Linked DNA regions of Homo sapiens: regions 2, 3 and 4 are each linked to region 1. A link is a contact called in ENCODE Hi-C or POLR2A ChIA-PET data. All regions are on one chromosome and are shown on one strand. Each heading gives the region's core, a stretch centred on a gene start or an enhancer-like site at or near the end of the contact. The rest is flanking DNA. Distances are from core to core; before and after follow the strand shown. Region 1 overlaps PBX3 (PBX homeobox 3). Region 2 overlaps LOC107987129 (a long non-coding RNA gene). Region 3 overlaps MVB12B (multivesicular body subunit 12B). Region 4 holds the start of ZBTB43 (zinc finger and BTB domain containing 43).

Region 1 (2,700 bases), core at 38-2,537:
TATGAGAAAACAGCTGTTGAAGCCAGACATTAAAGAATTTGTTAAAAAAAAAAAAAAGTAAAACAATATCAATCATCTAATTTTTTATTTTGGAAATATAAGTTGTTTTTTATTTTAAAATGATACTTATGCTAACGTGTTATTGTTATTTTAAAATAAACTAATAAAATTTTTAAATTTCTAATACAGTAAATACTAATAAATATAACCCACATAAGCCAAAGCTTGCTAGGTTCTCAATAATTGTTTTTTTTTGCGGGGGACAGAGTCTCACTTTGTTGCCCAGTCTGGAGTGCAGTAGCACAATCTCAGCTCACTGCAACCTCCACCTCCCAGGTTCAAGCTATCCTCCCACCTCAGCCTCCTGAATAGCTAGGAAAATAGGTGCATGCCACCACGCCCAGCCAATTATTGTATTTCTTGTAGAGATAAGGTTTCGCCATGTTATCCAGGCTGGTCTCGAACTCCTGAGCTCAAGTGATCCACTGCCTCAGCCTCCCAAAGTGCTGAGATTTCAGGCGTGAGCCACTATGCCTGGCAATTCTCAATTATTTTTAATTTTAAATGTGGTATGGAAAGAGATCCTGAAAACAAAAAGTCCGAGAATCAGTGGCCTAAATCATAGAGTTGATACAAGGATTAAATGAACTAATGCATGTAAAGCACTTTTCACAACGCATGGCAAACAGTCAACGTTCAGTCAATGGTAGCTATCGTTATTGTTACATAACAACAGCTGCGGCTACAGATAGCAATGCTGAGATCAGCCATTTCTGGAGACTTTGTTGTCCCCCACTGTCTAGTAAGCAATGAGTATTTAAAAAAAAAAAAAAGCCAACTGATTCATCAAATGTAATTCATCATATAGATTCTAATTTAAATTCTAATACAATCAATAAGAACCTGTTAGTCTGAAAGACTGTATCTTTCTAGACCCTGTTAACTTCCTTATAAACTAGGAAGGCCTAGGACTAGACTTACAATATACCTTGGAGACTAGAGTTATCTTGTCCTTTGAGACACCTGGAAAACAGCAATGAGAAGCCTAAGTGTCCTGTGCACAACAAATTAATTAAATATGCATTCTCATAATAAAGAAAGGTATACTTTCCTTTGAAATACTGGATCAATAAGGCATCATGGAATAACGGAACTGTGGACAGGCCCTTGAGCATGCTTCTGGTTAAGATTCTTCATTCCAGGCATATCTAGCACACACCCAAGACAGATCAACAGGTACAGAGACTCACAAACGGACCAGTCATTTTTCACTCTAGTGGTTACGTAGCCCCTCTACAAATCAAACCACAATCTTTCTTACTTTCACTTTCAGGACACTTCCTTATGTTTCATCCTTTATTGATAAAGCTAAAAATAATAATAGTAGTTGTATACAGAGGTCAAACACCTGGCATCAAGCTCATAAAAATCCTTTAACCCTTTAGCCTACATTTTTTTTTTTTTTTTGAGACAAAGTCTTGCTCTGTCACCCAGGCTGGAGTGCAGTGGCACGATCTCAGCTCACTGCGACCTCTGACTCCCAGGTTCAAGCAATTCTCCTGCCTCAGCCTCCTGAGTGGCTGGGACTACAGGTGCGGGCCACCATGCCTGGCTAATTTTTGCATTTTTGGTAGAGATGGGGTTTCACCATGTTGGCCAAGCTGGTCTCGAACTCCTGACCTCAAGTCATTCACCCACCTCAGCCTCCCAAAGTGCTGGGATTACAGACATGAGCCACCGCGCCCAGCCTAGCCTACTTTTCTCTAGTCAAAACACGTTCCAAATCTTTTAACTGTTTCCCATTGGATCTGTACTTCCTTCTCTTAACCATTCTTTTCTGTCTTCTAAACCCCAAGATAAAAACATACAGAATTCTTTTTTAATCTTTCTTTCTTTCTTTTTTTAAAAAAGGAGACTGATCCAAAGTAGCTAACACAGAAATTTCATTGAGGCACTAACAGACTATTTAGCCTTTAAAACTTTATTTAACACTATTACCAAAAAAAAAAGTAATTTATCCTCCTTAAAAAGGACCATATTAACATTATATATGTTAAATTCAGTCTTTTAAAAACTATCTTTGTATCTTGAAATCAGCATTAAGATGAAAGCAAGAGATATTACTGTTGCTATGGTAATACTTCAATGAACAGCATAACACACACTGGTACATAAAAACCATTTTCTGAGCAGCATGTACAGGTAAATAAAAGTTAAATAGCACATCAACAACAATTTCCTCACAGGGTCATGACAACTTTTATTTGTGATGCTTATTTTTATATATTACAGTGACTGAAGTAAATTTGAAAATGTCAATAATCAACAGCAATGGTCAGCATTTGCAGAGGGAACCAGAGAATGTTCGTTTCTCCACTTTTCCCACAACTGTATTTTGGAGTTTCAAGAACCACAGAAGCGTCATCAAATATGACCATACCACAAACTTACACATACAAGAGGCATACTTGCTAAATAGGCAAACATAGGTGAGTTAGGAGAATTAATGAATGGTGGGAGGTTCTGACAAAGTAAAACTCACATCTTTTTTTTTTTTTTAGCTACTTAGCAAACAAAACAAAAAAACTAAAAAACCCCACAAGTTATATAACTATTGATATGGATGATCCATAAAATCCCAAAATTCAACTACTCATTATGGGGTGTTTCACAAGTATGAAGTACTGAATTAAGGTTGAG
Region 2 (2,700 bases), core at 185-2,684, 900 kb before region 1:
GCCTGTAACCATGGTAACGATGATGTCGCTGAGTGATAATGCTAGGAAGATGGTAACCATGGTAACACTGATGGTGAGGCCTGCTCGGACAGTCCTGGCGCCTCAGCTGCCGTGGTCCATGCCAAGCCCGACCTGCTCAGTGGCCGAACAAGATGCTAAGCACAATTAGCAATTGCTGTTCTGTTCCCTGTCCCAAGACCCCCGCCCAGGGCTGAGTTTCACGGTAGTCAAACCCTCTTCCTGAGTGGCTCCAAGACTCAGGAAAGAACACATGTTTGGGGGGCGGGAGGGGTGGCGTGCAGCTTGCATGCATGTGTATGTGCGTGCGCGGAAGAGGCTGTGTGATGGGCAAGTGGGTAAGGTGTGGTGTGCGCTAAGGGCAGTCCTGCTGGTGCTAGCGCCAGGGGACTGGGAAGAGGAACGGTTCCCTTCGTGCGCGCCGGGCTGATGCGTGGGGGGCGCCGCGTGAGTGCGCCGGTGGCTGGGAGTCCGGCGGCCGCGTGTGTGGCAGCGGAGCGGTGTTTCTGGGAGGGGCGCCAGGTTCCGGGGCTGGGGGGTGGGGAGCTCCGCCCCATCCATCACCCGGAGCGCAGCGAGCCAGGCGGATATCACGGTGTCAGGCGGCTCTGCTCGCAGATCTTATCCTCTTCATTTCCGCCCGAGCCTAGCCCGCCCGCGCGGGCTCCCTGAAGGCTCCATCCATCACCTGGGATCGACGGGGCGGCCCGGGGAAGGGGGTCTCAGACTGTGCGGGGAGGGAGGGAGCGGTGGGAACCAGACCCACCATGGACACCGAGAAAGGAGAGGGACAAGTTTTTAGTGGGGCAGGGGGGTCTGGGTTTGCTTTTCCACGTGGGGGAGGGGACGCTCTCTGCCCTGGAGGGGGAGAGCTTCTCGGGCCAGCTCGGCCCCCGCCTGGGACTGGGGCCGTTGGCTGGGTCCCGATCCCCGAGTGCCTGGGGCAGCGCTGGAAAGGGAGAGAGCCCTCGCCCGCCCGGGGAGAGGCTGCTGTGCGCGGGGCCCGCACCTGGACCCTCCAGGGTGACCTGGGGCCTGGGCAGCGCGGGCGGGGGCGGGCGCCCCGGGGGGAGGCCTTATTTCATTTCCCCGCGCCGCTGAGGTTTCTGCGAAGTGTCTCTCTCACCTCTTTAAATTTTACGGCGCTTGGCCCATGGCCGCCGGGCCCCGCCCTGGGGAGGAAGCGGGTGCTGGCTCTGGGAGCCTCCCCGGCCGAGGGGTGGCCCCACCAGGCCGGGTGCGGGTCAGGCCCGGGGCGTCCGAACTCCGAGGGGCGCCCGGCCTGTGCCCTACTCTGGTTCCCGGGGCCTTCCCGGAGGGGGTCTGGGCTGTCGGGGCCCAGGGGGCGGGGCTGGCCTCGGAACGTCTCCGTCCGGCCCCGCCCCCTTTCTGGGCCTCGTCTCGGGCCACGCCTCTCCCCTGCTCCCGGGGAGCGCAGCGGGGTGGGCGGTGGGAGGGGACTGCTGGGGGAGGGAGTCAGAGGAGCAGAAATCCGGGCCAGCCTGGAAGCCCAGTTGCCACCGCCACCCCCAACTTCCCCTGGGGGCAGAGCGGTGTTCCCAAGACCTGAGTCAGGGCGGAATACTCCAGTCGAGCCAGGCAGGCCAGCCAGGTCCCCGAGGCCGGCCCGGGCTGGCACCTGCCTGGAGACCAGGTTGGGGGCTGGAGGTAAAGGGAGGGGCATGGGGTGGCCTCTGGGTCTCAGCGCTCTTCCTTCAGAACCCTGAGGTAACTGACCAGTATCAATCTGGAGACAGTGGGGAACCTGCCCTAGGTGTGGGCGTGAGAGGCGTGTGGCCTGGGAGTGGGGTCGAAGGAGGAGAGGGGCACATGAACAGGAGATAAGTGTGAACAAGAGGGGCCTGAGGGAAGAGGGGCTGTGAACCGCAGAGGGGTGAGACAGGAGGAAGGGTGAGCAGAGGGCACGGAGGGTCTGAGGAGTCACTGCCTAAAGACACAGAGCGAATAAGTCAGGATTTGAACTTGGTTCTGTCTGACTCCCAAGCCACCTGTCTTAGAGTTGCAGTCATTAACTTGATTCTACAATGTACTCCTTATTAATTCAGCCCCAGGCTACACAGCTAGCTGCCACAGATATAACTTTGTGACATGCATGTAACCAGAACAAGGAAACGGGACACGGAACAGAAGTACACGGAACAGAAATTTGGTTCTACTGGTCCGGAAGATGCAGGGGCCAGTGGCCTGGAGGTGCCTGGGGTGCCCCCTGCAGAGGCTGTGGGATGCCAGGGGTGGTGCAGTGCAGAGTGGGTGGGGCCTGGTGGCAAGATTGCAGCTGGTACTGCCCACAGAGTGACTGGAACCTGCCAGAAGCTTCCAGGCTGAAGAAGGCTCTGGAACATTCTTTTTCTCTATTGACCTGGAGAGAAAAGGTCCTGGATATCACACTCCAGGGAGGTCAGCCCCAGCATCTGTATGAGGAAAACTGGTCACTTTCACATGACCCAGCAGGGGCCTGAATGGCCACCCCTACCCTAGTCCCTCCCTGCTCCTGTGCCCCCTCTCAGGTTGACGCTACCATCCTTTTTGCCCCAATATCTCACCAAGTCCAGCTGCTCTGTCCTAAACATTTCTCCAGTCTGTCGCCCCCCTTTTTTTTTTGAGACGGGGTCTGGCTGTGTTGCCCTGGCTGGAGTTCAATCGCCCGATCTTGGCTCCGCC
Region 3 (2,700 bases), core at 88-2,587, 650 kb before region 1:
TTTTAAAGGAGGAAAAAGGGGGTGGTGGGTTTTTTTTTTTTTTGCCAGCTGACCTGAATGCCTGTCTTTGCTATTCTCGGGGAAGCAGTCAGTCCAATCTGCATGCTGCATTTGTTTGGACATAAAATTGGATTCCTGCTTGCACAGACAGCTCTGCCATGAATCTGTAGGAACTTTGCCTGGCAACGAGATGGGATTATAGCTCCTGCATCCTCCCTTCATATGGGAACTATAATTTTACCTGCCAAGGCAGTCCTCCAGAGCCATCCCTTGATTCTCCCCTCCAAACACACACCTCAGACTTCTGCAGGCTCAACACAAACCCACCACTGACCAACTCCCAAGGCTCCGGACTTAGGACCACCCATTGCCCCGGAATACCTAGCTGCTCAGAGCCGCCAACCCTTATCCCTCCCCAACGTCTCAATACACAGCAGGGGTGAGGAAATACTCCAATCAACACATGGATTAATTTCAACATGCTTGATAAAGAGAGTCATAAAGTCATGTGGTAAAAATGTAAAAATTAAAAAAAAAAACAGACTCTATTACCAGCACCTCAATTGTTATCTGCTTAAAGTTGTCAAGCGGTGTTAAGTGAACTCGGGTAATAGTACCTCAAAGTACTTGCAGAGATGCTGGTGAACAATGAGGCTTATTGGCAGGTAGTCATTTTCGGAATAAAATTAAATGCAATTGGAGTGGTGGGAGGCCTTTAATTCTGTGTACCTGCCCGGGGCTTGGAGCTGTAAATAATCAGCAACCCTAAGCCTTTCTTCGCCCCTTTCCTGTGGCGTTTCAAAAGTCCTTTACAATTTGTAATGGGGAAAACGCCAACAACTCAAGATCTCAAGGCCATTTCTCAAAACTCATTTGCAAACCAAAACACGGAGCCTGTTTTGCTTTCTTGGTGATTTCACTTTGGGGATATTCCTTGGAAGATATTTGTAGATGCCTCCAGAGCTGTCTGCTCAGTGACATTCCAATTGAGTTTACACAGGGCCAACAACTTCCTTCTAGATCCCCAAAGTAATTTGTTTTGCCATGTTATTCATAAGCCAAAAGGAGTGATTTATCAGCCACTGCCGGAGCCTCCCGAGTCCCCCGCGTGAGAGGCAGCACGGGAGGACGGAGCACAGGCGCCGGAGTCAGACACGTGTGAACGCCGAGCTGGGCCCAGTGCTTGTTGGCCGTATGGCTTTGGGCAAGTCACTTAACCTCAGAGTCAGATTTTCATCTGTCATATGAGGATAATTGTGCCCACTCCGCAGCACCGCTGAGGGATCAGACAGCAACAGGAAAGAACAGCCTGACCACAGCAGCCACTGAGAAAATGGGGCAAGGCTGCGGTTTTATGTCGAAAGCAGCTGTTTCTGCAGGAAATGAGTTTAGACCAGGCCCCACTTCTAACTAGTTCTGTAATTTGGGACAAGTATTTAATCTCTCTGAGCCTCTCTTTCCTCAGCTGTAGAAGAGAGAAAATAATAATACCTGGACTGCAATGACATTCAAACAAGATAAAAACATAAAGCCCTAGGTACGAACGAACTGCTCAGTAACTGTTAGCCATTCGTATTAGTGTTAGTGTTATTACTGCTGTACAGAGGGAAATACCCTTTCACGGTTGACCTTTTTCTACCTGCTTTCACATAAGAACGTAAGTGCAGCCATATTAAATTACACAATCCATGGGCTGTGAGACCCAATCCAAAGACGTTTGGTGGGACGGAAGCAATGTTTGCTAAGGAGTCACTCATTGGGCACCCAGACCAGGGTGCCCTCACACCACAAACGAACATTCTTAGAGGTTCTATTTGGCATGAGCAATCTGGATTACACACACACACACACACACACACACACACAGAGCACTGACTCCTCCTAGGCTCCCCATCTCTACACAGAAGACTGTAATTGAGGGGCTCGCTTCATCCCTCTGCATCCCTAGTGCCCTGGGAGGAATCTAGGGCCACCAGCCCCCCCACCTCCTCCTTCAGGGCAGTCCCTCCCTCCAGGGTCCAGGGTGCAGTGCTGGGCTGCACAACCTCATGCAGGTCCAGGGCAGTTCTCTGAAAGCTATGGGAGCACAGAGGGAAGGCAGCTGCCCCACAGTCCACACCCACAAGAAACTCGACACACAACAAGAACATTCTCACTGAGCCTCAGAAGCTTGGATCTTGCTTCCAAGTCGAGCTTGACTTGCAACACCAGAGATAGCAGACACCACGGAGAGCCATGGTCTGGGGGACCCAATGAGTTACTCCTCAGCAAACATTGCTTTTGTCCCTCCAAACGTCTTTGGGTTGGGACTCACAGCCCCTGGGTTATGTAATTTAATATGGCTGCACTCCTGTTTTTATGGGAAAGCAGGCAGAAAGGGGTCTACCGCGAAAGGGTATTTTCCTCTGTACGGCAGTAATAACACTAATACTCACTAATACTAATACCAGTGGCTAACAGTTACTGAGCAGCTAGTTTGTACCTAGGGCCTTATGTTTTTATCTCATTTAAACATCATAGCAGTCCAGGTATTGTTATTGTCTTTCTTCCACAGTTTAGAAAAGAGAGGCTCAGAGACATTAAAGAAACATTTTTTTAACGTTATAAATATTTAATGGCTTGGGGCAGGGATCAACTGCATTTTGCTCAAGGTAAAGATAAAACGCAACTCAGTGATACTTTTCCACATGAGTTCAAAGG
Region 4 (2,700 bases), core at 64-2,563, 980 kb before region 1:
CAAATAATAAATTCCCAATTATTAGGTTTCTTATAATTTAACTGAAAATGCTGACACAATCTCTGAACTAAGCATGCAGTTATCCCAGAAACCCTGCTACTGTTCCAGTAGCCCCAAAGACCTCAGTCTGATCCTTTCTTAGCCTGTAGACAGGCCTGTTAAACAGCTGTAACTCAAAGAGCAGGCTCCAGAGATCCCTGGAGACCATCCTGTGGTGAGTGGATAGAGCGAAGGCATTTGGGAAGCTGTGCAGGCCTGAGAAACCACAGGCGAGAAAAGGAGAGGACTCATCAAGCTGCTCTGGCCCTAAAATGGGCCTCCTGTCTCCCTGACAGGCTCTCCTGCACTCTGACACTTATGTTGGGCGACACCTGTCAGAGTTGAGGCCAAACTGCGGTCGAGTCACTGAGAGTGTCACCAGTGCAGGGAACTTCACGGGGTCATGAGTCACCTTCCATGGCTCAGAGGTCTGGGCAGCCCTGCCCCACCCAAACTCAGGAAAGAGAGACAAGAGGCAAAAACAAAGTTGGCAGAAAGAGAGAAACAGACAGATGGCCAAAAAGCCAGACTGACAGGCCCTGAATTAGAGTAAGGGCTGAGTGGCAGAGACAGGGTGAACAGACACAGAAGCAAGGTGGAGACAGATATAAAACAGGATCCAGATACCCCGACAAAGACAAAGTGGAGAGAAATATCAGGTTGACAGCGACCTAGCTGAAAGACAAAAAGGGCAGGTTACAACAGGTGACAGAGACAGCAACAGGGGATGCTGAATGTTTTACTTAAACAGAAGATCAGCTAAGTCCAGGCGCAGTCTTTCTCCCAGCTCGGCTCGTCAGGCCTCAGGCATTGGTGGCTCGAACCCGAGGTCGTCAAGCCGCGCCCACCCTACGCCCCGAAAGGCCAGCGGACGGACGGGGGCGGGATCTCTAAGCGCTGTGGCCGGCGGAGCTCCGCCGCCGCGAGGGTGACCTTGGGCGAGAAGCTGCCCCAAAGGCCTCGGTATCGCGGTCTGCGCGCCGTGTGGGCAGAAGACTGCGGGATTCGGAGCTGGAGCGCCGGGACCCCAACCTCCCGCGCGGGGCTTTGGTATGCCGGTCCACGGAATGGGCCTGGCGGGGCCAGCGGCGCGAGCGTCGGGGCCTGCTGAGGAGCCCTTAACTCCCCCACCGACTTCTCCTCCCCTACCCTTGCCGCCCGTGGTCCTGGCCACGCAGTACCTGCCAAGGGCTCAGCGCTCACATCCCCCGCCCAAGATATCCTCTCTGCCGCCGGCGCAGGCCTGTTGTAGCCTCAGCTGCCGCAACAGATTCAGCCTGTGCCTTCAGCCCCCGGAAACGCTTCCCGGTCCCGCCCCCCGAAACTGACAGTGCTTCCGGGGGTGCGTCAGAGAGAAAGCGGAGTGCGCATGCGGGACTTACCGTCTGAGCTGGGCGTCGGGAGAGAGCGCGGAGGTAGCGGGCGCCTGCGCAGTACACTCTGGAGCGGGTCAATTTTAGGGACTGACTACGCTGTTGAAAATAGGGGAGCAGATACTGAGTTCTAAACCTTCTTGAAACCTTGGCATAGGCCAGGCGCGGTAGCCCACGTCTGTAATCCCTGCACTTTGGGAGGCCGAGAGGGGATGATCGCTTGAGGCTAGGAGTTCGAGACCATCCTGGCCAACATGGTGAAACCCTGTCTCTACAAAACATACAAAAATTAGCTGAGCGTGGTTGCGCGCGCCTGTAATCCCAGCTACTTGGGAAGCTGAGACAGGAGAATTGCCTGAACCCGTGAGGCAGAGGTTGCAGTGAGCCGAGATCACGCCGCTGCACTCCAGCCTGAGCACAGAGCAAGACTCTTAAACAACAACAACAACAACAACAAAACAAACAAAAACACCTTGACCTTCTCCGTCTCTTCTCTAAACAAACGAACGAAAACCTTGACCTCAGTATGCCTGGCGGAGATTATCTCCAAATCCGTTTCTGCCTTCACAGCACCCATCTCGCTTTTTGGCATGTAGTAGATGCTCAGTAAATGGTCAATGAAAGGACCAGTGCCTTTCCGTGGGCTGCATTGTGCTGGGCACTGGGGTCACACAGATGGTGGGACAGAAACGATCTCTCTAGCCTCCAATTCTCCCACTCCCTCCCAAAACCTCCATACCTCTTCTCGCCCCTTTCTTCCCCACTGCCCCCCCATGTTAGTGTAGAAGAGAGATAGGTCTTTAGCGGTGGGACTCTTACCTTTGGACCCGTTTACAGACCAAGTGCCCTCTTTGTAGAAGAACTAATTTATACCTGAAATCCAGGCAGCTGAAGCGATGTGGTCATAATGCCTTCTGGATTTAGGGTGGATGTTCTCGTGGGGCCTGACATGCCTGTTTGATATTGTCTGTCTCAGTTTAAGCTGATTGGTTTCCCAGCTGTTATGCCTGTCTTGCTTGTTGTTGGGCCCTAGGACACAGGAGTGTAGCTTTCCTAGAGAATTCTACCAAAAAAATTTTTTTTTCTAGAAAACAAAATGAAAGAAAACAAATATGGAAGCACAGAAATGGGAGTGGATGCAGAACAGCTTGTCAAAGATTCTACTTCAAACATGTATGCTCCAGCTCCCCCGCCTTGTGGTTTTGTTTTGTTTTGTTTTGTTTTTTTTTGGAGACGAATTCTTGCTCTGTTGCCCAGGCTGGAATGCAGTGGCACAATCTTGGCTCAC

What was found. A loop is a pair of places that touch in the nucleus more often than their neighbours do. ChIA-PET counts read pairs that join two places held with the same protein, here RNA polymerase II (POLR2A). Pooled maps may share reads with other maps.
Region 2: a loop to region 1 is called in a pooled map, with 2.5 times the contacts of the local background. The contact joins two enhancer-like sites. A Hi-C loop is called at or near these places in 2 of 50 pooled maps. POLR2A ChIA-PET finds 5 or more read pairs at or near these places in 3 of 52 experiments (GM12878, Panc1 and activated T-cell).
Region 3: a pooled map shows a loop between it and region 1 (2.2-fold over the local background). The contact joins two enhancer-like sites. A Hi-C loop is called at or near these places in 4 of 50 pooled maps. POLR2A ChIA-PET finds 5 or more read pairs at or near these places in 2 of 52 experiments (AG04450 and naive thymus-derived CD4-positive, alpha-beta T cell).
Region 4: a loop to region 1 is called in a pooled map, with 20 times the contacts of the local background. The contact joins the promoter of ZBTB43 here to the enhancer-like site in region 1. A Hi-C loop is called at or near these places in 1 of 37 single-sample maps with no recorded cell type and 5 of 50 pooled maps. POLR2A ChIA-PET finds 5 or more read pairs at or near these places in 1 of 52 experiments (CD4-positive, alpha-beta T cell).

What each region holds. Positions count from the first base shown.
Region 1 is chr9:125,822,843-125,825,542 of GRCh38, reverse strand. The region is part of intron 2 of PBX3 (PBX homeobox 3); the gene reads right to left. Among named protein-coding and RNA genes, the nearest start is that of PBX3, 77 kb to the right of the region's middle. Within about 2 kb of position 1,287, at least 5 of the 41 ENCODE cell types and tissues checked have a DNase peak (open chromatin) inside an H3K27ac peak, as active enhancers do; they include CD4-positive, alpha-beta T cell, where a contact is called at or near this core.
Region 2 is chr9:126,721,330-126,724,029 of GRCh38, reverse strand. LOC107987129 (a long non-coding RNA gene) reads right to left here. Exons shown (of 3, transcript XR_001746936.3): 3 at 1-2,398. Among named protein-coding and RNA genes, the nearest start is that of ZBTB43, 82 kb to the left of the region's middle. RefSeq lists silencers at 933-1,012, 1,073-1,682 and an enhancer at 1,923-1,982. Within about 2 kb of position 1,434, at least 26 of the 41 ENCODE cell types and tissues checked have a DNase peak (open chromatin) inside an H3K27ac peak, as active enhancers do.
Region 3 is chr9:126,469,813-126,472,512 of GRCh38, reverse strand. The region is part of intron 7 of MVB12B (multivesicular body subunit 12B); the gene reads right to left. Among named protein-coding and RNA genes, the nearest start is that of NRON, 61 kb to the right of the region's middle. Within about 2 kb of position 1,337, at least 16 of the 41 ENCODE cell types and tissues checked have a DNase peak (open chromatin) inside an H3K27ac peak, as active enhancers do.
Region 4 is chr9:126,803,653-126,806,352 of GRCh38, reverse strand. It overlaps ZBTB43 (zinc finger and BTB domain containing 43), which reads right to left and starts at 1,313. Exons shown (of 3, transcript NM_014007.4): 1 at 1,221-1,313. RefSeq lists enhancers at 139-288, 439-548, 959-1,018, 1,086-1,587 and a silencer at 1,649-1,698.